Linked DNA regions of Homo sapiens: region 1 is linked to region 2. The links are chromatin contacts, found by Hi-C or POLR2A ChIA-PET in ENCODE. All regions are on one chromosome and are shown on one strand. The core of a region is the stretch at or near the end of the contact, and the rest is flanking DNA. Distances in the headings are between cores, read along the strand shown. Region 1 overlaps WWTR1 (WW domain containing transcription regulator 1). Region 2 overlaps LOC105374151 (a long non-coding RNA gene).

What was found. Hi-C counts contacts between places; a loop is a spot of excess contacts on that map. ChIA-PET counts read pairs that join two places held with the same protein, here RNA polymerase II (POLR2A). Pooled maps may share reads with other maps.
Region 1: POLR2A ChIA-PET joins it to region 2 with 20 read pairs in PC-3. The contact joins two enhancer-like sites. A Hi-C loop is called at or near these places in 2 of 37 single-sample maps with no recorded cell type and 2 of 50 pooled maps. POLR2A ChIA-PET finds 5 or more read pairs at or near these places in 1 of 52 experiments (PC-3).

Annotation. Positions count from the first base shown.
Region 1 is chr3:149,602,090-149,607,779 of GRCh38, reverse strand. The region is part of intron 2 of WWTR1 (WW domain containing transcription regulator 1); the gene reads left to right. Among named protein-coding and RNA genes, the nearest start is that of WWTR1-IT1, 47 kb to the left of the region's middle. RefSeq lists an enhancer at 2,468-3,158. Within about 2 kb of position 4,144, at least 4 of the 41 ENCODE cell types and tissues checked have a DNase peak (open chromatin) inside an H3K27ac peak, as active enhancers do.
Region 2 is chr3:149,397,696-149,403,636 of GRCh38, reverse strand. It overlaps LOC105374151 (a long non-coding RNA gene), which reads left to right. Exons shown (of 3, transcript XR_924574.3): 2 at 2,196-2,372. Among named protein-coding and RNA genes, the nearest start is that of TM4SF1-AS1, 23 kb to the right of the region's middle. Within about 2 kb of position 2,281, at least 9 of the 41 ENCODE cell types and tissues checked have a DNase peak (open chromatin) inside an H3K27ac peak, as active enhancers do.

The DNA.
Region 1 (5,690 bases), core at 2,895-5,394, 200 kb before region 2:
GCAGTCGCCTAAAGTTGTTAATCATTGAAGAGAACTCTGATTCCTCACTGACAAAGAATGAATTCTATCGTTTTAGTTATATTAGTTAATTTGGAAAGTACTTCAATCAATTTAAAACTTTAGGGAAGATCAATTCAGTAAGTTCTTTAGAAAATCACTACGTCAAGGCTGGGTGCAGTGGCTCACACCTGTAATCCCAGCACTTTGGGAGGCCGAGGCGGGCGGATCACGAGGTGAGGAGATCGAGACCATCCTGGCTAACATGGTGAAACCCTGTCTCTACTAAAAATACAAAAATTTACCCGGGCATTGCGGCGTGTGCCTGTAGTCCCAGCTACTCAGGAGGCTGAGGCAGGAGAATGGCGTGAATCCAGGAGGTGGAGGTTGCAGTGAGCCAATATCACGCTACTGCACTCCAACCTGGGCAACAGAGTGAAACTCTGTCTCAAAAAAAGAAAAGAACTATGTCAAATTCTCAAAGGTCACTGAAGTTAACCCGTGTTATCAGTCTTCTAAGCAGCATTAGTGGATTTATATTTATGTTACACATTTCTCCTCATAAAAAAAGATTTCACATGCATTTATTCAATGAATACTAAAAAAGATGAATATTTCAAAAAGTAAAAGCAACTGAAAATAGTAATATCTGTTAAAACTGCGTCATGGCTTTGCCTTGATATCATGAGTTTTGTCTGCTTTTATGAGGGTGGCATTTTTGGGCTTTACAAATAAAAAAATACCATTGTAATAGTAGTATTATAACCGTAACCAATAGTCCAACAATAGCGAAAGCATTCACTGTGTATCACTCCCCTCCAGGCCACCCCGGCTTTGCTCTGCTTCTAGTCAGAGTGGATGCCTCGCAGTTCTTTTTGAATAAAGTTAAATCTGACTTCAGGTCTTTCACACACACATTTGCCGCCCTTTGGAATCTCTTCCTTCTCTGCCTTTATCATCTAGTTAATTCCTGGTAAGTCTCAACTTGAAAGGTCTTCTCTTTATGGAAGCTTTCCCTGAGTTTTATGTGGACTGAAGTTTCCCCTGTTAGCATCCTTACTTCTTCTGAGCAACTGTAATTGTTTATGTCATTATCTGACAAGAAGCTGGATGAAGGCGGAGTGTGTATTGCCCATCACTCTATTCTCAGCACTTGGTTTGAATGAGCCTATAAGTGGTATTTTACCCACCCCTCACAAAAGAAGCTATATCAATATAAGCTATTATTCGTGTAATTTAGTGAGAAATACTGATGTTTCCTCACCCCATAGTTTTGTGTATCTTTTGTAGACCTCAGTGTTTCATGACCTATATATTATAATGTTTACTGACTAGATTTGGTCAGTTACTATTTGAGGAAATGCTGGGATTTCTTAGAAATTTTAATGATAAAAGAATGCATAGGGCCAGAATGTTTGAAACCAAGACTGCCTTAGAGAAACCCAGGGCATATAGCAGACACATTTTTGACCTGAAACGCTTAAAGCGGAATGGGACAGGAAAATACATATGCATGAAATAATTAGTATGTTTCTCAGTCTGTCCAGGCTACTATAACAAAAATACCATAAACTAGGTGGCTCAGGAAACAACAAACATTTATTTCTCACAGTTCTGGTAGCTAGGAAGTACAAGATCAAGACACCAGCAGATGTGGTGTCTTATGAGGGCCTATTCCTCATAGATCATGCCTTCTACCCGAGTCATCATATGGTAGAAGGGATAAACAAGCTCTCTCTGGCCTCTTTCATGAGGGCCTTAATCCCATTCCATGTGGGCTCTGCCCCCATGATCTAACTACCTTCCAAAGGCCCCATGTTGGGAGGTTATATTTCAACATATGAATTTGGTGGGGACACAGACATTCACACCATAGCAGTATGCCACCTGTGACAGTACCTGTTTGTCTTTATAGCTGTGTTCTCTTGTTTCTCCAGTATCTCAGTGGTATTGGACAGGATATTAGATTCAGGAGAGGACTTCAGAATGTTAACTAGTGGTAAGAAAGCAGCTTCATGGGGTGGCTGGGGCTTGAGGGAGTCTGTAACTCGGGACCACATTTTAGTAACTAGAGAAAATGTTTCAGCAACTGTATGGTGATAAGTCCCTAGTCTAAATCTCTAGCACAAATCTTTCTTTTGAGTGCTGGATACCCTATTCTTTTGCCCATTAAACACGTCTACTTGCATGCGCCACAGTCACCTCAAAGGCAACATGTCCAAAGCAAATTCATTATCTCACTCTCGAACTTGCTCCTTCTCCGTTGTTATGGAACTCAGTAACCACATTGCTCAAATTACTGCCTCACCCATTATTTCTTCCTCACCTATCACATCCAGTCCTCCAAGTTCTCTCAGTCCCGCCTCATACATTTCCTCCATAACCTGCTCCCTTGTCTATGTTTTCTAGTGTAGGTCACTACACTAGAAAGGTCATCCTTTGCTTGTGCTCCTGCAATAGTCTTCTAACTGGTCTCCTACCTGGTAGCTGGTCTTACTCTCCTCTGATCCACTCTCATGCTGTGGCCAAAGTGATTTTCTAAAAAGACAGATGTCTTAATTATGCATGTGCTTTGAAGCTCCTCGTTTGGCATTTAGGATAAAGTTCAAATGCCTTAGCTTATGAGAGGCCCTGTGACCAGGTCTCCACTCTCCAACCATATTGATGATCTTACAGTTTCTCCTGTGTATTGTGCTGTCTCCGGCCTCTGGACCTTTAGTGCTGCTCCTTCTGTCTAAATTACTTGTTTTCTCAATTAGTGACCCTTCCCTCCTTCAGTGCACAGGCTTGGAAGCCTATCCATGAATCTCACTACCCTGAAATCCAAGGGATAAGGTGACCATGAACCTCAGCACCTCAAGCCTTCCATTGACATTTCCCTCCTTTGCTCCATGGGTAAGAATGCAGAACGTATGGCTTCAGCTTCTGTGTGGGCCTTTCTCTATGCCTGGTTTTTCCTGGCACCTGTCCTCCCACCTGCCTTCTGGCCTGCCAGTGTGTCTGATCTGAGCAGACTGGGAGGGTGTGAAGAAGGGCCAGTACCGCTTCAGCAGGAAGGGCAGCACACGGAAGGCCAGCAGCCTTGGGCTGGCCTGCATCTGCCCCTCACATACCCTACAGAGAAACACTGAGCAGCTGGTCAGCATGTGGGCTGGGAGGAATGGGGCTGGGCTAGGGGACTAGGGATTAAGGCAGCCCTTGTAGCAGCAACTGTGACACAAGGAGCACCTGGCCCTCCTGGAAGTCCCAGGGCTCTTTCTTTGACCTCCTTCCTTCACTTCCTGCATTTTCTAAATTGTAGCTAAAATTTGAGATAGAACCCTAAGAGTAAAACCTGGCCCTGCTAGCATTGATTTCCTGAGATTAACTTCTCTTTTAGCTAAGGAGCATCTCTGGATGATGAGTAGAGATGGAAGCCAAGTCATGTGCCCTTAAAGTCCTGTGCAAGCTCCTTCCCGGGATGTGGTGGGGTGTGCATGCAGTGAGCTGTGAGGGGGTGGCCCTGTCACAGGGAATGAGGCCTCAGCCATTGTCTGGCAGTGTTGGCAGTGTGATTTTAAGCCAGTTATTTAACTTCTAGGTCTCAGGTCCTTAGCCTATAAAGTTGGGATAATACTTATCTTACAGGGTTGGAGCATGAAATAAATATTAAGAGAATCAAAAGCAAAAATGCTTTGCATATTATGTAATATGAAACTATTTTTCATGTACTACTACTTATAGTATTACTACTATTTATGGAGTTTAAAAAGTTTCTGTGTTTTGAATATATTTAATGAACTCAGTCTTTCTAATTATCTGTATGTATCATGAATACAACATAAAATCTATGACCGTGGCAAAATACTATCACTGACCTTAGATGTGGCCAATGTGTTCTTGACTGAGATCTGTACAGCTTCACATGCTTTTTTTTTTTTTTTTTTTTGGTATGCCGCTTATGTAGCACCAGTAGAGGATTTTTTTTTCATTGACATTATCTTATATTCCCCTCATTATTAGGAGAAAATGTCAGTTGATTTTCTGCGTTACTAAGGACATGAACAAAGAAAACTGTGTAACACAAAACTTTCTGTGTGGAATAGAGAAATTTAATCACTGTCATGATTTCATCAGTGGGGCAGTTCACAGCTTTAGGGCATGCCAATGAGCTGTATCACTTCAGAGTTAACCAAAGAAAGAAATGTAATGGGGGATGGAGAATGTAATTAGAGTGGAGTACAAGGGGGGGGTGGGGAACCTTTGTAACTAAATTATTAGCATTATCATGAAGAAACTGTCTTTTGAATTGTTTTTAAGCTAAAGAAATCATAAAGCAGTGTTTTTATGTGACTATGTAATTCCCCTTGTATTTGAGGTTAATATGCTGCAAATTCTTCATAAATCTTCATTAAGATGTCAAAATTCCTTGTGAAGCCTGTCTTCATTTGCATTCCCTTGTACAGTTATTAACAAAGACCCTTTATGTCTCTGCCCAGCTTGATTTCAGTCATGAACTCCATTTTCCTTTTATTATTTCATAGAATCTGGTTCCTTGATTGAACTTAGTAAATCATTTCTTGAGGACTTGGTGGGAAGCCAGAGAGTGGTAGTGAGGGGGGCAGTTTATGAGCCCAGGGTGGGTGGAGACCCTTGTTCCTCAAAGCAAGACATTATTAACTTTAGAGTCTCCTCTTATCAGATCTTAAAAATTCTTGCCCAAAGTTAATAGTTTTTGAAGTTTGCAAATAGATTTCTACAGTTGAAACCTAGAGTAGAAAGAAGCCTGGTTATTTATTTATTTATTTATTTATTTATCTTTGGCTTTAAAATTAGGCTTTTCTGGCCGGGCACAGTGGCTCATGCCTATCATCTCAGCACTTTGGGAGGCCCAGGCAAGCGGATCACTTGAGGTCAGGAGTTCGAGACCAGCCTGGCCAACATGGTGAAACCCCGTCTCTACTGTAAATACAAAAATTAGCTGGGTGTGGTGATGCTGTAATCCCAGCAACTCGGGAGGCTGAGGCAGGAGAATCTCTTGAAACTGGACAGCAGAGGTTGCAGTGAGCCGAGATCGTGCCACTGCACTCCAGTCTGGGCAACAGAGTGAGACTCCGTCTCAAAAAAAAGTTGGGGGGGAAGCCTTTTCTCACCAATTGAGTGTCAGTGTGGCCAGTGTAAACAAGGATGAAAATAGCTATTTGAGGGGTTTGGTGGCCACTTTAAAGTTGTGTCAGGGCAATGATCAACACTAGAGTTTCAGTTCCTGTTGAGATCTGTGCTCTCTACCTTTCAGTCTGTGAGACTGAGTCGGAATGTCCCCAAGTATTTAGGACCCTGTGACTGCTGGAATTTCAGGGTTGCTCAGGGTCCAGAGTGAAAAGAACGCTGCTGCCAATAACGCCTTCCCATCTTGGGTTGCCTTTGTTCACATAGCTTTGCTTATTCTTTAATCCAAATCATCAGCTCATTCCAAAATAGTTGCTAGCAAAAATACATGTGAATGCTCATTCAAGAATATAAAGGATATTAAAATATCCTCTTATATCATGACTCTGCAGACGGAAAATTCTACCTGAACTTTGCCTTTGGTTTTCTTAACATTTCCTCTTAGCCCTACGTAGATACATTTTTCTCCTGTGGGGGAAAATTTATTGTTTCCTCATTTTCCCCCAGCATTATTTGAGTGTCTGCAAATGCATATTGGTAGTTTT
Region 2 (5,941 bases), core at 1,032-3,531:
TCTCAACAGTTTGTTTGCATCTTCAAAATATCCAGTAGTTATTTTCATGTTACCCAGGAGAAAGACTCTGATGGAAGTGGCTTACGCTGACTAAATTCACAAGAGCCTTATTGAAAAATCAAACCTCCAATTAACTAATTTGGAATGGAAAAAAAAAAAGAGTGCTATTAAAGAGTCTGAAATATCCATATTGTCAGGTCAGAAGTTTCTCTCACTTGTGGAAAAGTCTGCCTAGGAAGTCAATTTACTTTTGAAAAGTTCCTTGTTAAAAACCGAGTGAGCCTAAAGGGAGCTGGATCAGAATAATGGGAGAAATGGCATTATAAAGCATTAACTGAAGTTGAAATGATTTAGGTAACATGTCTATGTCTTTTTCAGAGGCTCAGACTATATATTTTCGGTGGAATTTTAAAATTTTGTTTTTAAATTCATTCTGGTAATAATGCTCAAGTCCCCATAGAAAAACTCACCTCTAACCAAACACTGCATGTTCTCACTCATAAGTGGGAGTTGAACAATGAGAACACATGGACACAGAGAGAAGAACATCACACACTAGGGCGTGTTGGGCGGTGGGGGGTGGAGGGTGGGGGGTGAAGGGAGGGAACTTACAGGACGGATCAATAGGTGCAGCAAACCACCATGGCACACGTATACCTAGGTAACAAACCTGCACATTCTACACATGTATCCCTTTTGTTTTGTTTTAGGAAAAAAAGAAAAACGCACCTCTAAATTGTATTCTAAAGGCATTTGTAACTCATGCATTTGCTAGAGTCGGGTGTTTTGCTCTGAATTTTGGTGTGGCTTAATTCTAATTTCTTTTATAGCAAAGTCCTATCAGTACAATTAAGAAAGGTTTCCTTGATAATATTTTTCTATAGGCTTTCACTTTTTTCTTATCTACTTCCCCTGCCAGTGACCTTTGCCTTTATGTCATCTTGATCATTATGCCACAGACTGAAAACTTTGGAAAGTGCGGAGATATTGCACTCTAATGTAATTGTAATGCGTTAGTTCCATTTTGCCAACACATAGTACTTCAACACTTCACTGGCAAACAAGCTGGTGATGAAAAGGCAGGCTTTCTGCCTTGTGAATACTTCACCAATTTTCTTGATTAGAAGAATTTAAAGAGGGTTACTAAACAAACTGAACTTCCTACATTTTCTATGGACAGAACTTGAGAGTTTAATGTCAGTTGAATTTATTAGCACTATTATATTTATCAAGAATTAGGTAGCATGTTCTTTCTTTCTATCTTCGTATGTTTAGCATCTATTACAATGTCTGGTAGAGAGTAAGTGTCTGGAGACAATTCTCCTTGGATTTCTCACATTTCTACATGTCTCATGAGTAAAGGGATTGACTGACTTTGTTCTGGACTATTTTTCAAGGGTGTTTGTGTAGCAAACCACCTTGGAAGAGTGAAAAAGTGTCTCAAGAGTAATGAGTAGGCATGCTTCCTGTTCGGTGTAAAAGGCCTGATTTCCCTAAGCTCAGAGTTCCTCTCAAATGCTGAAACTGGCTACTGCTACTGCTGTAACAAAGTCACTTGTCTCTGACCCAAGAATCTCATGACTTCTACCAGTTCCTTTGAAACTGGCAAGCTAACAAATAGCTTCAAAATAGGATAAAATAAGCTAAAATCTCAGATCCTTCAAATTCTTAAGAGTAAGTGCTCGAAAAAGGGGGGAGGTTGTTGAATTAATTAATTTAAAAAATATAGGTGGCTTAACATTCTGTTGAATAGTCCACAGTTATCCAAAGAAGGAGCGCAAGAACTTCTATTGGCAAGGAGCTATTTCACAATATATTTTCATTAAAGTACCAGTGTGTGTTAGTCAGCCTATGTTTATTTTAGATATCGTTGTTGACTTTAAAATGTTGGCAGCAGTATGTTTGGACTCAGCTAAACATTGAGTTGCATGATGAGAACTGATTATTTATTTAAGCATTACCTAGTCAGGTAGGAACTGCAGACTTTGGATAGTTTCTACTTGCTTCTACATCAGTGTCCCTAATGGATGAGGCTATAGTTTTGGTATACAGAGCTGAAATTTTATTCTTTCTTTCTAAAAATAACAGCTGATTCTCTTTAGAGTGACATTTTCATTTGGAACACAAAAACATTGACTTTGGTGTTTATTTTTCCATGTACTTTAGAGGTGCATTTGTTTTTCTCTCCATTTTAGAATGCCTAACAAACCTGAACCAGGAAACCCTTTACCAACAGGAAGTGACCCAGTCTTTCTGCATGGCAGGTGGCCACGCTGCCACCTGCTCCCTTCCTGTTAGTCATGACTCCAAGGGTCTTGACAGAGGGTAGTGACAGGCAACTGGAGATCTGGAAAGAAAATCTCTCTTCAAAGGTAAACAAGTGATTTCAAGTCAATCACCTTTCATAATTATCTTAGAAACTGTATGATATATTAGGAGAGAAAAGGTACTAGGATTGGAAACATAGGTTTACTTCCAGTCTTGCTACTTTTTCTGGATTCTGGGCAAGTCATCTGAACTCTCTTAGTTTTTCCAGTTGTAAAATAATAATAATAACGATGAAGTAATAAAACACCTTCTCTACCTATATCAAACATTGTTTTGAGCATCAAACAAAATAGCTCAATTCTGGTCAGTAAATGTAACAACCATATAGCCTTTTCTCAACATTTTGGTTATACATTTAGAAGGGCTTTGAAGACCACAGAAGTTTATATAAATAGAAGTATTGTTAGTATTATTAGTAAGGAGTATACCCAGCACATTGCTTTTAACTTCTTGCATCACTCTTTTGCACTGAACAAAATGTCATTCTAAGGATTAAGCAAATATGCCCTTGAGTGCTATGTATACATGATTGAATTTTTATTTTTTACTTTTCTTTTTATTTTTAGTTGACATGTAATAATTGTATATATTATGGGATACAGTCATATTTCAATACCCATGTATACAATGGATAATGATCATATGAGAGTAATCAGCACATCCATCATCTCAAATATGTATCATTTCTTTGTATTGTGAACATTCAAAATCCTCTCTTTTAGCTTTTTAAAAATATGCAATAAATTATCTTTAACCATATTCCCCTTGCAGTGCTGTAGAGCACCAGAATTCCTTCCTTCTATCTAGCTGTAATTTTGTATCTGTTAACCAACCTCTCCCCAACCTCCCCAGCCCCCTACCGTTCCCAGCCTGTAATAGTCAAAATTCTACTCTCTACTTCTATTAGCACAGAATTTTTTTAGCCCCCACACATGAGTAAGAACATGCAGTACTTATCTTTCTGTGCCTGGGTTATTTTGCTTAACATAATGTCTTCCTGGCTCATCCATATTGCCATGAATGACAGAATTTTATTCTTTTTTATGGCCAAGTAGTATTCCATTGTGTATCTCACATTTTCTTTCTATTCTTCTGTTGATGGACATTTTGGTTGATTCCATACATTGGCTATTGGGAATAGTACTGCTATAAACATGGGAATGCAGATATCCCTTTGATATACTGACTTCTTTCCTTTGGATAACTACCTAATAGAATTAGGTAGATCCAGTAGAATTGCTGGATCATATGGTAGTTCTATTTTTAGTTTTTTGAGAAACCTCCACACTATTTTCCACAATGGGTTTACTAATTCACACTCCCACCAACAGTGTATAAGGGTTCCCCCTTTTCTGCATCCTTGTCAGCATTTGTTATTTTTTGTTGTTTTCACAATAGCCGTTCTAACAGGGGTGAGGTGATATTTCATTGTGGTTTTGATTTGCATCTCTCTGATGATTAATGATGTTGAGAATTTTTTCATATATATATTTGTGGTCATTTGTCTGTCTTTGGAGATATTAATATGTCTATTTGGATCATTTGCCCATGTAATTCCAATTGGTTGGCACCTGCAAAGCCATTTCTAAGATCCTCTCATGACTGTGGGTGGATGGAAGGATGAACACTTGGGTGGCTAAAGCAAACGTGGACTTTTGTTGTTCTTGTGAGGGCTGGTGGGGCAGAATGCTTTTATACAGCCATGAAGTAGCAGGGAAAAAAGCTCTGAGATCCTCCAGTGTGTAGGGAATATTCTCTGCTTTTCTCATGCTCTGTACCAATCAAACCTGGGCTCTTGTTCCTTAATGTACTGTCATTAGCTTTGCCTTTCTCTTATCCCATAGTCCTGTACTATAGTGAGAAAAAGACATAGAAAAGACTGCACAGCTCTTCGTAGCTTACAAATCATTTTCATAATTGTCATCATGTTTAAACATCACTATGACACTGCTACGTAGGCATAATTGCACCTGTTTTATGGTGAATAAACTGACAATCAAGGTTAAGGGACATACCAAGGTCACGCAGGAGATGAAGCTGGGGCTTAAGAGGCCTCTGTCAAGCTCATGGTTGTTTCATTCTTCTGGGCTGCCTCTGGGTTAAAACTTTTTAAAAAGTAAATTCTGAAATAGTTAGAATGGATTATGGTAGGAGAGAGTGCAGAATGAGTTTGCAGTGAAGCATCTTAGAGGGACAACACAATAGTAAACCTCCTCTTCCTTCTCATATCTTATAATCAAGGATTAAGAAGCTCCTTGCCTTCTTGTTAAGAAATTGATCGCATTAGGGTCATCTCTATATTAATGGCAGAAATTGAGTCAATATGTTGATCTTGGGCCCCTGAAAACAAGGGTTCTTTGGGTCCAGGGATAGAATTCAGGCAGTCCATGGGCCTGGATGAAGAAAAAAATTCCTGTTTTTGATTTCTTGAACTTCTAGCATTTCTCTCAGTTATGAATTTAGACTCCAAACCATGGCAATTATTAGCTCTTCCTATAAGTATGTCACCAATATAAATACAATATATTTTCCTATCACATAATTTTAAATATAGTAATGCACTGCATAAAAATTCCAGTTAACTACAGACTGCTTATGCAACAGTGGTCCCATAAGATTATATATGTTTACTGTACATTTTCTATGTCTGGATACACAAATGCCTTCTGTTGTGTGACAATTTCTTACAGTATTCAGTACAGTAACTTGCTGCAGCCTAGGAACAATAGTCTAAACTATACATCCAGTTGTGTAGTAGGCTATATCATCATAGGTTTGTGTAAGTACACTTTGTGGATATTTGCACAGTGACAAAATTGCCTAATGACACATTTCTCAGGATGTACCCTGATGTACTCAGGATGGTGCTTCACCATCAAGCAATGCACAACTGTACCTTGAAACTATCCTTTGCACTCATCACAACTTCAAAATACGGTAGCTGGATCTTATTATTTAATATGTTAAGAAACACACATATGTTATTTTATAATGAAGTTTTAAGAGTCATTTTGATAATTGTATTTCCATATAATTATTTTTCTATTTCAATTGTCTATTTCAAATAGAATCTTATGTATTCTATTTTATGCCTTTAAAAACATTACTCTGAGAGGGGTACAGGTGTCACTCTGCTACCACATGGGTCCACAGTGCAAATAAAAGTTTTAAAAACTTGCTCTAAAAAGACATTCACTGAAAATCTTAAATTATTCCCTAGGAACAAAATTTTCAAAACTTTTTTTTTTTTAAGGAAGAGAGATGTTAGGGCAACAATTCCTTAATTTCATCATCTCTTCCATTTATTTACTTGATTGAATGAATTCTTGACAGATAGCACATGTGCAATAAACATTCATAGAAATGATGTCCCTTTTTATTCTTGGCAAAATTAGCGTTGTGCTGAAAACAAAATGAGTTTGGTTCATGGGACATTTCCTGAAAGGAATGACAGTTTAAGACAGAATAAAGTGGAAAGGGAAGGAATATCTATGTGGAGGAATTAGCCAACGATAAGATCTTACCTTGAAGAAGACCTTCTGCATTGAGTCTGAAAACAACATTTGTGTTTATGTGAAAATCCATGCCCTGACCTAACTCTCTGTGTCCTGTC